2 separate regions of the Mus musculus genome follow, and region 2 is linked to region 1. The links are chromatin loops, found by intact Hi-C in ENCODE. Cell type or tissue: gastrocnemius. All regions are shown on one strand.

What was found. A loop is a pair of places that touch in the nucleus more often than their neighbours do. Peaks named below come from ENCODE experiments on the same cell type or tissue, not always from the same donor. Only the 100,000 strongest peaks of a DNase experiment are listed, where the experiment ranks them.
Region 2: it touches region 1 in a loop (5-fold over the local background); 11 of 42 quality-filtered maps call a loop at or near these places.

What each region holds. Positions count from the first base shown.
Region 1 is chr11:28,580,068-28,588,067 of GRCm38, reverse strand. It overlaps Ccdc85a (coiled-coil domain containing 85A), which reads left to right and starts at 3,744. Exons shown (of 5, transcript NM_181577.5): 1 at 3,744-4,786. The coding sequence starts at 4,526. In gastrocnemius, a CTCF peak has its summit at 3,685; DNase peaks (open chromatin) are centred at 4,002, 4,229, 4,740, 5,818 and 1 more place; H3K4me3 peaks cover 4,570 bases; H3K27ac peaks cover 3,471 bases.
Region 2 is chr11:28,338,998-28,346,997 of GRCm38, reverse strand. It overlaps the pseudogene Gm6685. Among named protein-coding and RNA genes, the nearest start is that of Ccdc85a, 240 kb to the left of the region's middle. In gastrocnemius, a CTCF peak has its summit at 4,931 (motif pointing left); no DNase peak of the experiment used is centred here; H3K4me3 peaks cover 310 bases; H3K27ac peaks cover 254 bases.

The DNA.
Region 1 (8,000 bases):
ATGTCCTGTAGGTGATCACTAAGACTGCGAGAAAGCACTTGTCCTCTGTGGCTATGGAACTCTGGCAGGGGTAGGGAGTGGTTGTCTGTTTTGAAGGTTACTGAGTAGGACTCCATTTTTAGTCTGCTATTTATAACATTTAATTATTTGAGGGGAACTTGATACTTGAGACTGCAGCTATTAGGGCCTGGACTGTTGGAGAAAACGGTTTTCTTCCTAGCCTACTTGATCCAGTGTGAATACTCTGAGCAGTTGGCTTCTGTGCATAAAACAAACCTCACTGCCAATGCGTGATGAGCAGTGGTGTTTTCACTTGTGAAGCTCCTCACCATTTCCATTTCCAAGGCATGAACAGAGGGATGGACTCTTCCAGATGCTATGGCTTAGGGTTGTCTGAGCACAAGCAGCACACGGCTAGTTCTGCATCTGCAGAGTTTGCTTTGCAGTCAGGTCTGATAGGTAAGCCCTGCATTTAACATTCTTTTTTCTCTGTTCCCCAGGTTATAGATTCCCAGAAATATTCCAAGTGATGGGGTCTGTGGGCAAGGCAGTGGGCTGTGGTCTCTTGATTCTCTCTTGACTATGTCTGGTGCAATTTTCTTGACATTGATTCAGAAAGCTGACTTCCTTTTGTGCTTTTCTCTTTTACACATCAGAGCACAGGCACCCCAGGGACAACATTTGAACAACCTCTACTGAGCGTCTACAACAAATGCTTTACTTGACAGATATGGTAGAAGAATGAGATCCTTACCCTCTAAAAAGGAAGAGAACCGGATAGGATAGTAGGTATCCACTAGCTACAGAGTAACTAAAGCACAGCCATGCTTTGTTTTAAGTGGTAATTTATTGGTTTCTTGTTGAGGCTACAAACCTCAAAACAAGCCTTAAAACATAGCCAGAAGTCCGAAGTGAATCTTAAAGAGTTAAAAGCCATTTAACTGTGTTCCTCTGAAAGCCCTAGGCAGTATCTATTGCTGTGTCTTCCAGCTTCCAGTGGTTACTACAGAGATTGGAGGAGACTGCAGAGCTCCAACCCCTGCCTCAGTGGTCCTACCTCCTCCTCCTTGTCCTCTGTAAAACTGGCTCTCTTCTGGAATTGGTCGGGACTAACAGTGAGATGGCCTGTTTCTTTTTCTATCAGTGTGACCATACCTAGCATGAAGAAACTTATGGGAGGATGGATATAGTTTGGCTCATTGTTTTATCAAGTAAAGTCCATGGGCATGGAAGGCATAATTCTGGACTCAGAAGTGAGGTATCAAAGGTGAACTGTAATACATTTATGCTGAGTTGTGCATATTTTCTGGGAAATTGGCTCTTGTGGAAATATGGCAGAATGTGTCTACAGCTGCCTGTGTTACTGGGTTCAAAACAGATACAGTGAGGTCAGCCCTGCTTTACAATGCCGATGGATTTTGTCTGGCATCATCAGAAAATAACAAAATGAAACAAAGCACAGCAGCAACACCACCACCAGCAGCAGCAGCAACAGCAGCAGCAACAGCAACAACAACAACAACAACAACAACAACAACAACAACAACAACAACAACAACAAAACTGTCAACTGAATACATTTTGCAGAAATTTGAGGCTAAGTCATTATAGGCACATTTTATCCTAATTTTAAACAATTTGAAAAAGTTCCAACTGTGTTCAACACTTCTCTAACTTCCCTAACAGTACAATACTAAACAGTAATTAATATTTTCAAAATTAAGGGTTGTGTATATGTTGTGGGTTGTAAGACAATCCAAACAAAGAGGCTAAAAGAATGCAGATAAGGAAAGGTCCCTGACAGTTATGTTACCATTGGCCCCCTTTCTTTCCGCCTATTTTCATTTAATGCTTACTCTGAGCTAGGAGTTAAGGGGTGCACAGAGATGAAAACTTATTTTCTTACTTGACCTATTATTGGGTGTCTTACAGTCACTAGATTGTTCTATCCCATGGTTTGGAGTCTGGGAAGACTAAGATTGGGTCCAGTAGTAGACGGTGGAATCTGCTGAAGGTGCAACTTGCTTAGGGGACTATGAAGGATGAATGCATGACAAAAAATGATAAATCTTGAGAAATAAACTGAGCAAAGCAGTAGATTCCTGTCATCTAGGGATAAATACCATGGTGGTTCCAAGATTCAAACAAGAAGCTGCCCTGGGCACTGTAATCATTGGCTGAACTTTGTTTTAAAGTCCCGATGAAGCACCTAAAAGCAAGCCGTCTCCATGGGGCCTGAGTACCAGTGACTCAAGATTCATCAAAAGCAAGAACATGGAACGACATTCACAATTTTCCATCTTGTGTATTCTCTTCCATTTCCAAACTGTTATGCAGCATTCTCTTAAAAACCTGTGCATCGGAGAGACAAGGAAATGTCAAGAAAATTACACCAGACATAGTCAAGACCATTAATACAGGGGAAGGACTGAGTTATCTGAAGTGAAAGGTTGGGAGGGTTGTAAGCTGAAGTAAGCAGTGGAAAGCATTGGAGGACTAGCTGGGTCTTGGTCTCTGGGTGTGTTGAAAGAAACCTTTAACAGACTTCTCCCTTTGCTGAAAATTGAGAGAGGAGCCACTTTCTCCTAGGATTACAGTGCTTCAGCGTACCAAGGAAGACATTTTTGGGTTGCAAATATGACCAAAGGTTAGTGTGTGTGTGTGTGGGGGGGGGGGAGAGTTGGATGCCAGTATGTCAGAGAGAAGGTGAGAGTACATGCATGCTGTGAGAAGAGAGGGCAAAGGCCCAGATACAGAAGGAAGTCTCTATGAGTACAGTTATGTATGTGGTGTGTGTGTGTGTGTGTGTGTGTGTGTGTGTGTGTGTGTGTGTGTGTGTTCATGGTCAGGGGCTAACCGTACTACTTTCCTTCGATCTCCAGAAGGCAAAGGTTTCAGTCCCTAACTCATCATTTTTCACAAGGTGGCAGCTTTAAAGAGGATATGCACTGCCTCATTAGAGGGAACTGATTGAGACCCTCACTGTGACAGAAGCTCAGGCTGGGATAGTGTGATTCTATAATTTTCTGGTCCTGTCAGCTTCCTAGAAATGATACTGTCAGGGCCTTCTGCACCCATCCTTTAGGAAAACAAGTGTATTTTCAGCTGAAAGAGGATTGTGCTGTATTTAACCAGAGACTAGCCAAAACATAGAACCCTCCTTCCAGATCGGACCATCAAAGGCCAGCCCAGTTTGCAGCACAGAGGAGTGAAAAGCTCAGTTGGTATTGGTTGGTATTTCAGTTTACTTTGCCAAGGGCACCGGGTATGCAGACCTGAAAATCCAGGCTCCTGGAGAAGCAGAAGTTATTTTATTTTCTAAAGGCCTTGATATTTCCCAAACGAACTTTAAAAGGGCCAAGTACTTCCACCTGAAGCTTCTTCATAAGGTGGTGAGATTTTAGAGAAAACAAAGGCCTGGGAATGGGGTGGAGGTCCCCAAAGGGCTGAATTTAACAGCTCTTTGCCCTGATTTCCTGAACTTGAGGATTTTGTGACCTCCGGTACAGGCTTTCTTCCCTCTTCTCCAGTTCTCCGAAGTGCATCTAGCTAGTTAGTCATATGTCTTGCTCTCGAAATTTCTGCATCCAATTCTTCCAAGAACTGAATGTCGCTCATTTTGGTCAGCAGGCTGCCTCTCCTGAACTAGTCTGACTTGCAGAGATGGAGGGGAGGGGACAGCCTATAGTCACTTGGTGGCGCGCGCGAGCCTCTCAACGCCCTGGCGGCACCTGCTCTTGACTCCAGCCCCACCCGCATCCCTGTGCTCTGGGAACCGCGCTCCCAATCGTCCCTAGCAGCAGAGCACCAGGAGCTCAGGGTCCGGTTGGGCAGCTGAGTGCCATTCGGGTTTGGCCTTTGCAGAAGGTGTTGCGGAATGCGGGCGCCCCGGGAGCCAGCTTCCTCCCTGCTGCTGCTCCCCAATCCCCGCCCATCCTTTTCTGGGCTCTGAAAACCCAAGGCTTCCCAGAACAGTTTAGGATCAGCCATAGGACTACAGCTAGCCAGCTGCGCGGAGCTTTCTGGGAAGGACAGCAGCTCGCCCTAGGGTAGCAGCGGAGCCTCGGGGTTTAGCAAGCGAGAGGGAAGGGCGTGTGCATCGTGTGCCTGTGTGTGTGTGTGTGTGTGTGTGTGTGTGTGTGTGTGTGTGTGTCAGACCGTGAGGGATGGCTGTCTGGATCTGAGCGAAGGAGAGGGCAGGGGATTGAGACAGATCTCTCTTGGTGTCCCCGCCCGCTCCTGCTCCCCGGCGCCCTTCACCATGGAATTGCGCCGAGTTGGGACGGACCTATGCAGCCACCAGGAACTGGCTGTCGGGCCCCGAGATTCGGCAGGTACTCGCGCTTGGATGGCGAGGTAGGATGGCCACGCAGCGCGATTCCTGCCGTCCCCACGCAGCGGTCCCCCGGAGGTACCTCTGACTCTGGAAGCGTACAGGGGTGTGGGAGGAGGCCACCCAGCCGCGCCTGCACCTTCGCCAGTCGTTTCGCCTCTACCCACTCGCACCTGCCGCTGCGCGGATACCATGTCTAAGGCGGCTGGAGGCTCAGCGCCAGCGGCGGAAAGTTGTCCCTCGGCTCCGGCCGGTGCGTCGACACCCACGGGCGTGGATGATCTATCTAAAGTGACGGACGAAGAGCTGCTGCAGTGGAGCAAGGAGGAGCTGATCCGCAGCCTGCGGCGAGCCGAAGCCGAGAAGGTGAGCGCGATGCTGGACCACAGCAACCTCATTCGCGAGGTCAACCGCCGCCTGCAGCTGCATCTCGGCGAGATCCGAGGGCTCAAGGTGAGTATTGGGCCTGGCAAGAAGGCTGGGCTGGGCGTGGCAGGGATCTGGGAATCGCGGTGGGAGGAGGGTGGGAGAGCCAAACTTTCGTACCTCCATCAACAGGTGAGCTTCTCCCTTCTCCCAGGAGCACCCCTTGTCCCCATCTCCAGACCTTAAAGTTTTCCAAACTTTGGAGGCCCTTTCTTTTCTTCTTACGGGGACTTGGCATCTGGCTTTCTTTGATGCTTCTGAGACTAAGGGATTAGGAACCAAGGATGTCAGAAGTCAGAGAAGGGCACGGTGAGCACAGGGGATATTTAAAGTCCCAAGGAACAAAGACGCTTCAGGAATTAGGTTACAGTACACCAAGGGAGAAGACTAGAGAGCTTGCCAGCCCAGTGCCTCTTCACCTTTAGGGGTCGGGTGTAGCTGCTCCTGCACCACCACTAGCTTTCTGGTGAGCAGAGGGCAAAGAAAGGACACAACTGCTAAGAACAGGAGAGAAGCCTCGGGTACCACCCGAGGAGCCAGTGTGAGTATGACTCGGTACTGGGTGCAGGTAAGCAAGATTTCTGCCTTCAAATCTTCTACTAGCTCTCCTGATTTTCTTCCCTTACTAGCATTGTCATCACCTCAAACTGCTTTACTTACCTGTTCTTTCTTCACTCTGGATTTTACATTAATTTTATTAAGCATGAGGTGGGGGCAAGTGTAGAAGGCGCTGGGTAAGTGTTCTTAGTGATGCTTTGTCTACTCCCAAACCCAGGAACTTTCTTTTCTCCTTGAAGAGCTCCAATGTGCCAGTCAGGCTGCAGCAGACCCATCGGGAACGCCCTGACCTGATGCTGTGCACTGCAAACTTCCTTTGCTCACAGCTAGCCTGGAGCCTTCTGGTATTCCTTCCTGTCATTGTTCTGCTTTTGTTTATAGGAAGGCAGACACAAACGAAATCAACATAGGAACCCCAGGGACCAAATTCCCTCCAAGCACAAAATGTTCCAGTGTCTCTCCTTTCCCCCTTGGATTCTCAGTGAATAGGCACCACTCCTTAATTGCTCCAGCGCTCCAGCTCTGGGATTCTGAGGATTGTGAACGGACAGATGGGCAGATGCTCCAGACTCACCCATGTGTGAGCCCCTGCAGAGATGGCTCTCTCAGGTCCAAACTTGATGTCACACACTGCCTAGAGTGGGTGCAGAAATGACTATTCCCACAGTCAAAATCTTTCACGTTTTAATTTATTACTAATGAGTAATTATTAAGTAGAAGACTTCTTGGGGAAATGAGAGGAAGGGTAGAATAGAAGGAATATGGTCTTGGAAGTAAGTTTGAAGAATTCTCATTTATTAGGGTGGCCTTTTTTGTTGATTAATAAAAGGTGAAAGGTAAAGTCTATTTCTTAAGGTACTGTAAGAAGCTACAACAATGTAGAGAGGTTTGGTGCTGGAAACTTGTAGTTGCTGTCATCAGGAGAAAACATGAAGTAGACCCATGTGCCTCCAGGAGCTGGGTGTCTTGGCAAGGCTGGGCAGTAGGTCTTGCTTGTGTTGCTCCAGGTTAGTGTTCTTCCATGGTTTGAAATGCAATGTGGCTTGCAAGAGTTTTTAATTAATTTCTAAAGATTTCACTCAGATGAAAAACTAATGCTAATAACTTAAGAAATCCTTGGAAGTTCTTTTAGACTATATATGATATGTGCAAGTCTAGGACAGGGCAGGGAGGAACAGCATGAATGCAATATTATCTGGTCATCTCTATAGTAGCCTCATTTGGAAAAATTAACTATCGAGACAGTTAAGAGCAATTTTTCTTCAAGTAGACAGCTTGGAGGTCTGGATTCATGAGCCAATATTACAGGCCCTAGTGGGCTAACTCTTTATCAAGTTCAGAATTGATGGAAATGGTCACTATGATGTTCATGCATGGCTTGGATTCCTGAACCCTGACTAGGGCAAGGAAATAAGGAAATGGCAGCACACAGACACACAGAAAAGCTGGGGTCTGGTGGTATGTGCTTACTCTGATGGACGAGTGGAGCCATAGCACTCCACAAGCTCAGTGTGCTTATTATATATGTTTCAACAGGGAGGCAGGACTATTGCATATAGGTGAACAAGGAGGTGAGGTTGAGGTTGATCTATATATATGAATAAGGAGGAAGGTTTAGCTAATCTCCTATAGTCTGTGAACATCTGCTGATGGGAGAAAGTGGTGATACACTGTCAACTTTGCCATCCTTCTGAGCCTCACATGGGGAAGGCTTTGTTGCTCCTGTGGGACTGTAGTATTAGTATGCTTGACATGTTACCATCATATATCACTCACTCCTTACAGGTCTTATTCTTTTGCAGACTCTGCCCCTTTTTGCTGTAGCCATGGTAGAGTCCAGGCTTGTTGTCCATCCTAAGTGTAGTGTGGTTTGAAGACTCTTCCTCCAAGGCCAGTGTTCTCCCTCCACTTATCAGTTTAGATGGGAGTCTCCCAGGTTTCCATACTGAGCCATGAATGTGCCTGACTAGATGAGTGATAGGAATACTTTGTAATTTTTATTTTAACTGGAAGAAAGTGATTCCATTTGGGGGGCCACTAAGGGCCCAGCACTCTTGAAGACTGTAAATGTTGGGTAATTGGAACCACACCTTTCTGTGACCTGATTTTTAAAATAATATCTAAATATTTGAAGTGACAAGGTTGCAGTGCCAGTGTACAGTTTGGTCAGCTTAGGAAAATGGTTGGCCCATCGTCCCCACTCTATATTATAATATTATATAAACTTTTATGAAGGTTGAATCTTACACAGACACAGTGAGGCCAAAGAGTTAAGAATGCTTTCTCAAGGCCACACAGATGTGAAGTGTTCAGAAACGGCTTATCAAATACTCTTTGACACGTGTGTGGACACAGCCGAGGAGGGAGAAGATGCTGGCTAGAGTGTTGGTTAGAGTGCTGTAAGGATCTAAAAACCGTCTGTGAGTACTGCTGAGCCTGGAAACCTGGTGGGGATTGCTTGGAGGAACTGAGTAGCTACAGATTTGCTGCCCATATTATTACTAATTTCACCACACTCTTTGTATATGTTAGCTTGATGTTGCTGTGATAAAACACCATGGCCATGGCAGAGCAGGACACTGAGAGCTCAGACCCCCAACTGCAAGCACAAAGCAGGTAATAGGGATAACAGGAAATGTTGAGAGAGGTCTTTTGACTCTCAGAGCCCATCTCCAGTGACACA
Region 2 (8,000 bases), 240 kb after region 1:
TTAAATATATTTAACCCAATGTGACATTGCCTCATATTTCCAGTTTTTATTTCCTCTGGAAGAAAACTCATTAGCTTCTGTCATTATGATTTCCAGTATGTCAATCCAAAGACCTACAAAGATTAACTTTCCTTGTCAAAACCTAATAATTCCTCTATGGTTTTAATGTATTTCCAGGTACATGACATTTGCCCTCAATTTTCTGTCATTATTTCAGAGGTAGGACTGTAACATCTATCTCTGTTTTTCTCCTCACCTATATTTATTGTAATCATTTAAACATCTAAAAATAATCATTTTATATAAGATATTCTGCAAAATTTGTCTTATAAAGAATTCCCTTTTTATACAGTAGACTTCCAATTACTTGGACTAGATGGCATGCTATTTCATCTATATCAGAATGTCAGAAAATCAAAAGTAAAAACAACTCTTTGTCAATATTTGAGGCTGTTTTCAGAACAATTTTCTCTTATTTCAGAAAATTGAGTTCTTGATATTCAGAAATCTCTACTCCAACACTAAGCAATTGTTAGCATTAAAAGCAAAAGACCACTGATTTCCAGTTGTGAGATAAAATGAAAATCAAATTGCCATGCCCAAATCTAATACTATGACAATCTTGATAAATGTTCTGCCTTATCTCTCACCCCAGGCTATAAAGGCCTATTTTACAATGTCTAGATCTCATCACATTCATTTTTAATTGACACATTCTCATTCACAATTGTGATACACACTGAAAATGCAGTATGTTTAAATAATAGGAAATGATAATATTGGAATAACTAGAATTTTCGTGATTTCACTCAGGACGATATCCTCCATATCCATCCATTTGCTTAAGAATTTCATGAATTCATTATTTTTAATTACTGAGTAGTACTCCATAGAATTTCCATCTTTTAAAACATTTATCATGCCTATGTACTTGAAATCTTCAAATTTTCTGGCTATTCTGCCATGTCTAATAAATTATTATATACTATGTCAACTCTGTATATTTAATTTTGACTGAACAACCTTGATCAAACTCCCTGGCAACCATTTTCCTTTTTGACCCACATGGTTGTCTGTAGTCTTAGCTTTGTGAGCATCTTGATGCATGCAGCAACCTGTGACCCTATTGCTTTCTTCTATTAAGGGCCTCCTCCCCATTCTTCCTGAGAACAGGCCATGGTTCTTACAGCGTGAGTGAAATCTAATTTGAGATTTCTGTTTATTGAGGTCTCCTTCATGTAATCTCTGAACATGTGTCAAATGGCTAGGATCTATTTGTCTCTCTGTGTCCTCTCACTAGTCTCATTTATCTTAGCTCCTCTAGCCATAATTTGTGTGTCTTTGAGCTACCTCCCCATTAGATCAGGACTTCACTCACCTTAGTATCATCCTTAGCTCTGCATGATATGGAAACTACATGCTAGGTAGACAATCAAAATCCAAATGTTAGCTGTCTAAGTTCTTTATGAATATTTTAACAGGATCTTCTCCTTTCTGAAGTTGAAAACATTCTCTTTTTGCATATGTCACAGTGCCTTTAAAGTAGTAATAAAAAATATTACAGACTGATGACTTACTCCTGTTTTAATATGAGTATCTTGACAGCAGAGTAAGGAAACAAGAAAGGGGGAGAAAAAATGGTTAATGGATGAACCCTATGAAATTTAAAAGATACATCAGTTCAGTGAGAGTTGTTTGGTAGAAACAGTCTCCCTATTGAGGAGAATAGAGAATAATGAAGTCACTAATGACCTCAAAGGTAGAGGACAAGTTCCATTTCAGGCTTCAAGTTCAGGTTTCACTTTTTTTTTTGGAATGGAAAATGGATTTTTTACCTGGGAAGCTCCTTAAGGAGGAGAAAGAATTTATAATTGAGTTAAGGTAACTTCTCAATCTAAATGACACTGCTGCAAGAAGACCAATCCTGTTGCAATTTTTGTTACACTCAGCAAATGTGCTTTTATCCCGCTGATTCTCCGAGTGTTAATGGATTCTCTTTCCTTCTCTGTCAAAGCCATTTTCAGAAGACAAGATAAGTAATGGTCTCTATCACTATGTTTCATTAGGCAATTGTCATTCAGTTGAACTAGGCATTTTGCAGACATTGTGTACATGTTCTTGGCTTATGAGGGACAAGTCAAAAAAGGAGAACTGCCATAGTGTCCTCAGGCATGATTAATGGTTTCAAAAACAGAAAGAAAGAGAGAAAGGAAGGAAGGAAGGAAGGAAGGAAGGAAGGAAGGAAGGAAGGAAGAAAGAAAGAAAGAAAGAAAGAAAGAAAGAAAGGAGGAAAGAAAGAAAGAAAGAAAGAAAGAAAGAAAGAAAGAAAGAAAGAAAGAAAGAAAGAGAAGGAAGGAAGAAAGAGAAGGAAGGAAGGAAGAAATGAAGGAAGAAAGAAAGAAAGGAGGAAAGAAAGAAAGAAAGAAAGAAAGAAAGAAAGAAAGAAAGGGGAGGGGAGGGGAGGGGAAGGGAAGGGAAGGGAAGGAAAGGAAGATTGTTAGCATTGTCATGATCAGCCCAGTCTAGCACATTTTTTTTTTCCAACACTCCAAGATACCTCAATTAATAATATGAAAATAGCAGCTAGCTGTAGTTACAAACTTAATGATAGCTTTGAACATAACCAGTGTTGAAAGGCCAAACTATAAAAATGTATAACTGCTATTAAGGTTGGCATTCCTCTACCAGTCTTTCAACATATTCCTGTCTCCAAATTTTATGGCCCATTTTCGTTCATTTGACATGCTGTTGTTCTCTCTTTTCCTCCATTTCTACTATATATTTCTCTTAAGAACAGCTCCCTCAGGACTCATTCATATCTTAGTAGAAATCTAAATTTCATTATCACCTATTATATAGACAAACACTTGTATAGAATAATTTTGTCTTCAAATCTGAGATTGTGTGTGTACTAGGGGCCAGGTGGAAGTATTTTCTTCCCACTAAACAAGAAGGAACAACATCTTCCAAACACCAGCTATAGTACAAGGCCCCCCTCTCTCCCAGTGAAACACTGCTGGCAATATCAGCCTGTTAGATCCCTCAGACAAAAGACAAACACAGTCTCAGAAAATATACAGACTTAACTACAATGGAAGTAGAACTCCTGGATCTGAACTCCCACTCATTTGAATCACTGAAAATTCCAAATATTGGATGTGCTGTTGAAAGGTATGTAATAATGAAGAAACCTCAGATAACTCCTAGGTCACTACAACTTTCAAAAGACTGGAATAATTTTTGGCCTAATCTGTGAGAGTATTTCAACAGCTTCTCTCTTGCACGCAGTTTGCAAAATGTGAAGAAATGTTGCAAAATGTGCAAAATGTTGTGTAATATAGATTCTTTCACAGCCTGTCACAGAATGTGACATGTCACAAATTACAACTGAGGGTGATTTCTGTCCCCTATGTGGCATCCCTTGCTCTACACTGAAGAGTTTACTGTAATGCCTAAGAAAGGGCATTACAAAGAAGATATTTGTTGACATAGCTCGGCTTAACTGGGTGTTAGCCACATGGTTAATTTGGTTTAATGCTCAGATGAAATGAAGATAAAATTATTCTGAGAGATATAAAAGCATAGGCATGGAACATTTGTCTTCAATATTCTATTACTAGATGGGAATAAATAGCACAGTATTGTGTCAGTCCATATAGTCTACCTCTTTGTCACTCTACACCGGGATTCAGCATCTTCCAATATCATGAAACTCTTCTTTATCACAAGTTGAAGACTCAAAGAGCTTGACTTTAAAGTTGAAAACAGATAACATTTGCAAGTACCTGCATTGTCTCAAATACATGCATGTTCACACATGAAAATAGATGAACACAGAACAATTTTTATATTGTATACATAAGCCACAGTGGTGAAAATACAGATAAAATCCACATCTAAGCAAGACATCTCTGACCTTCTATAAACCTGATAGACACTAATGACCTGAAAGTAGTCAGAATTATCAGGTTTTCACTTACAAATACAGTTTTAACTCAGAGATAATCCTTTATAAATAGTTTTAGAGTCTGAAGTGCTATCTCTAAGGGATACATGTATAGTGCTTTTTAATACACATACATACTAACATTTGAGATTGTAATATAATTATATCATTTCCTCCAAACACTTCCCACAAGATTCACTGTTAAGGTAGCTAGATAAAATCAGCAACAATTGATCTGACTATGTTGAGTCTTTTTTTTTTTTTTTCAGACATAAAAACTGTCTTTCTCTAAGTAGAAAGAGATGGCCTCATTTCCTGGATAAAATAATGTGAACAAAGCACTCAGTGTTTTTCTTTTAGAGAAACTGCTAGGTAATCATATTCATACAAACTTAAGTTTTGTTAACTTGAGATAGGTGAGTGAATGTATTGCTGTCTGCCTTTTCCCCTGAAGCCTTATAATTAACACCACACATAAATAATTGTGGAAAAGACACATATGTTTACCTAATTCAATGTTATCTAAAATCTACATGGTACACGATAATCATTCACATTTACAATGTATCAAGGAAGCTTTATTATAATTTTTCAAAAGTCTTCCACAGCTTCCTCTGTTCCTATGAAGCCTCTAATTTCATGAAGTCAATCTTGATATGTGAATGAAGGCATCAATCCTCCCGTGCTTAAACTTGAGTAGAATTCAACATAAGCTACTTCATTTCAATTACTAGATCAATTTCTTTGATACAATAAAATTGTGAATGTTTATTGGGAACAATACATTGTGGAAGAGGGGGAAGAAAGATTGTAAAAGTCGGGGGAACAGGAAGTTTTTATGAGATTGTTTCCTAGAAATGTCAGAGAAGCTACGTCTAAGAAGCCCCACAAACATGTCTCTCTAAACGTGACCTGAACGAACAGATATGGTAACATGGATGAGAGAAATCTCAGGAGTGCTCTTCTGATGTCCTCTTCTGGCAAGTGGGTGTACATGCAGACAGAGCTTTTGATGGAATGATAAAATAAGATATAATTGCAAAAGTGTAAGAAAATGAATTTGTCATTAAATGGGAAGAGAGGAGCGGAGAATAAATTGCTGCCTGTAATCTGCAATTTAACCCTGTATTTATGCTCTGGAAAAGTCATGGTCTTCCTACATATCTATCTACTTAGCAATCATCTAGCTATCTGTCAATAATTTGTTTGTGTATTGTTATCTATCTGCTTTCTATCTATCGATATGCCTATCCACCATCTGTCGTTCCATTGATCATCTGCCTAATTGTCCTCTATTTTTTAGTTTGATGAAAGTACTATCTAAGTAAAATACATACTATTTGGTTTTATTCGTATTTCCCACTTTGCCATGTTTTGTTGAAGGTTCATTTTTCCTGTACAGCTTTATAAAAATCCTTTTGAATGGTTCATTCATATCATTTAACATATTCATTTCTCCTTTGTATTATCATTAAATTGGTGGCTGGTCTAGAGAATTAATTATTTTAAGTTCAGTATTTAAAATGGATACCTATTATAGGAAGAATGTCTGTTCCAAGTGACTTGTGCTAAATTCCTGTTCTCCACTGAAGTCTTATTTGGAGGTAGGATCTCTCAGTAAGTTAGTAAGGCTAAATGAAGCCTTAAGAATAGGGATCTGATAAACAAGGAGTAGTATTGCTGAAAAAAAAAACTCAGAGAAATTTTTTACATTTTCATTTTCATTTTCATTCTACTCCCCACCTTTCCATGTATCCACAGGAAAGGGCAATTTTCTATAAACTGGGAAAAGAGCCCTTACCATAAATAATGGCTGCCACAGTACTTAGGTTTGTCTTCTAATCTTCTGAATAAGGAAAAAGTAAATTTCTGCTTTTAAAATAATTTTTGTGTGTTTATTATTGTTACAGCATCCCTTGCTTACTCATACCGCATAGGGACTAAGAATAGTGATGCATGCTTTTGACAGAAGCATAATTAGCTTGTTGCTACAATCTTAGTGGCAATATATTCTCCATTGATTGACAATCAGATCCTTTATTTCATTACATTTTAAAATTGTGGTAGTCGACAATGTGCCTTCCTTTGTTATATAAAATGCATTTATAAAAATAAAGTTATTCTCTCCTGTCACATAGAAATACAGAATAAATTTTGCCCACCAAACAGTATTTTGACTGAAACTGTCCCAAATATATATTTAAGCAGCAATTATGTCATTTGGATCTGAGTCTTCTTTATAAGATTCTTTGGTTGGTTTCTTCTTTAGGAATTAAATAATTCAGGGTTATTTTGTAAGTCACCTCCTTAGAACGCACAGTGGGAATTTAGATGAAAATTCTTGGTACCCTTCAAGGAGAAGATTTAGAGAGCAAGCTTTGGTTACTAAGGACTCCTGTTGTGTTCTTGTTAAACTTCTCCCCATGTTTTATAAGTAAAAAGAGAGGAATAAAAAAGAAACAAAAATTTTCACTGAAGCTTTCATGTAAGTGTCAAAACTAGAAAACTATGCTTGACTTTGCCAATTAAAGCCTGTATCTCTATCCAAAACTAAAATTACTACTTATTTGATTTATCATATAATACAAATTAGTAGTGTCAGAAAAGAAATATTATTTAAATTCCATTCATCTATTTTATCTAAAATAAATATAAATGTCAGAATGAATTTCTCACATCCAGAACATGAAGATAATTATATAAAATCATTTATTTAGTGAATAAGTAGATGCAAACCATATAAGGAAAGAGAAAAAAGAGCCCTGGTCTGCGAGACATCAGAGAATCACCATCTGTCAATGCAATGTTCTTGAGTTGCTACCATCTAGAACTGTGTTAACTAAATTTCTGTTGTTTGATATGAAATAAATAATATGGAAATCTGGTGATTAAAAAACCCTCTATTCTAGTCTCCTCGTCGATACTTTCTGTTACCCCTAACTCATCTAGCCTACACTCCGTTATGAAACTGACTGTCTTCATTTCCTCTAAGAATGAATTCAACCACAGTAGGCTCGAAGCCAGCCGGAATCCGGAATGCTTCTGGTGGACACGCACAGCCCAAACCCCGCCCTGCATACGTATAACTAACTACTGTGGACGGTGGCTGGAAAGGGACAATGGTTTCCATGTCAGCGACAAACGCACTTCAGGTAGTTCTTGGACCTGATAGCTTTAAGATTGCGGAGGAGCGAGAAGGTAGCTGAGGGAGCCTGTGCCTCTTGTAGACCAGGAGCCATGCCGCGCCGGGGCCTAGTAGCCGGGCCAGACTTGGATAATTTTCAACGTCGGTATTTCACGCCGTCAGAAGTAGCGGAACACAACCAGCCCGAGGACCTATGGGTGTCTTACCTGGGATTTGTTTACAATCTAACACCGCTTGTCGAGGAATTCAAAGGGGACCTACTGTTGAAACCCATCCTGGAGGTCGCAGGCCAGGACATAAGTCACTGGTTTGATCCACAGACTAGAGACATTCGCAAGCATATAGATCCACTCACTGGTTGCATAAGATACCTTACCCCGCGGGGCCGCTTCGTGCATATCCCGCCGCCACTGCCCCGTTCAGATTGGGCCAATGATTTCGGAGTACCCTGGTGGAAGGGGGCAAATTACCAGGTGGGACGACTGTCTGCTCGGACCCGGAACATCCGTATTATTAACACTCTTGCAACGCAGGAGCACACACTGCAGGTGGGGGCTCAGGAATCAATGTGGGAAATCCTACACCGCTATCTCCCCTATAATGCACATGCTGCCAGCTACACATGGAAATACGATGGGAAGAATTTGAACATGTATCAAACCCTGGAAGAAAACGGGATCCGGGATGAGGAAGAAGAGTTTGACTATCTTAACATGGATGGTAAACTTCACACACCTGCAATACTGCTCTACTTCAATGATGACCTCACAGAGCTCTAGGAAAGGAGATGTGCGTGTAGACTCAAGATGTTGGAGTTTGCCTCTTTCTGTGCCTTGAGGGAAAGAGGTGTGGGTCTGTGGGGCCTGGCCTACACCTCTGTTCCCTTCTGAGAATCAGTCCGTGGTTCTT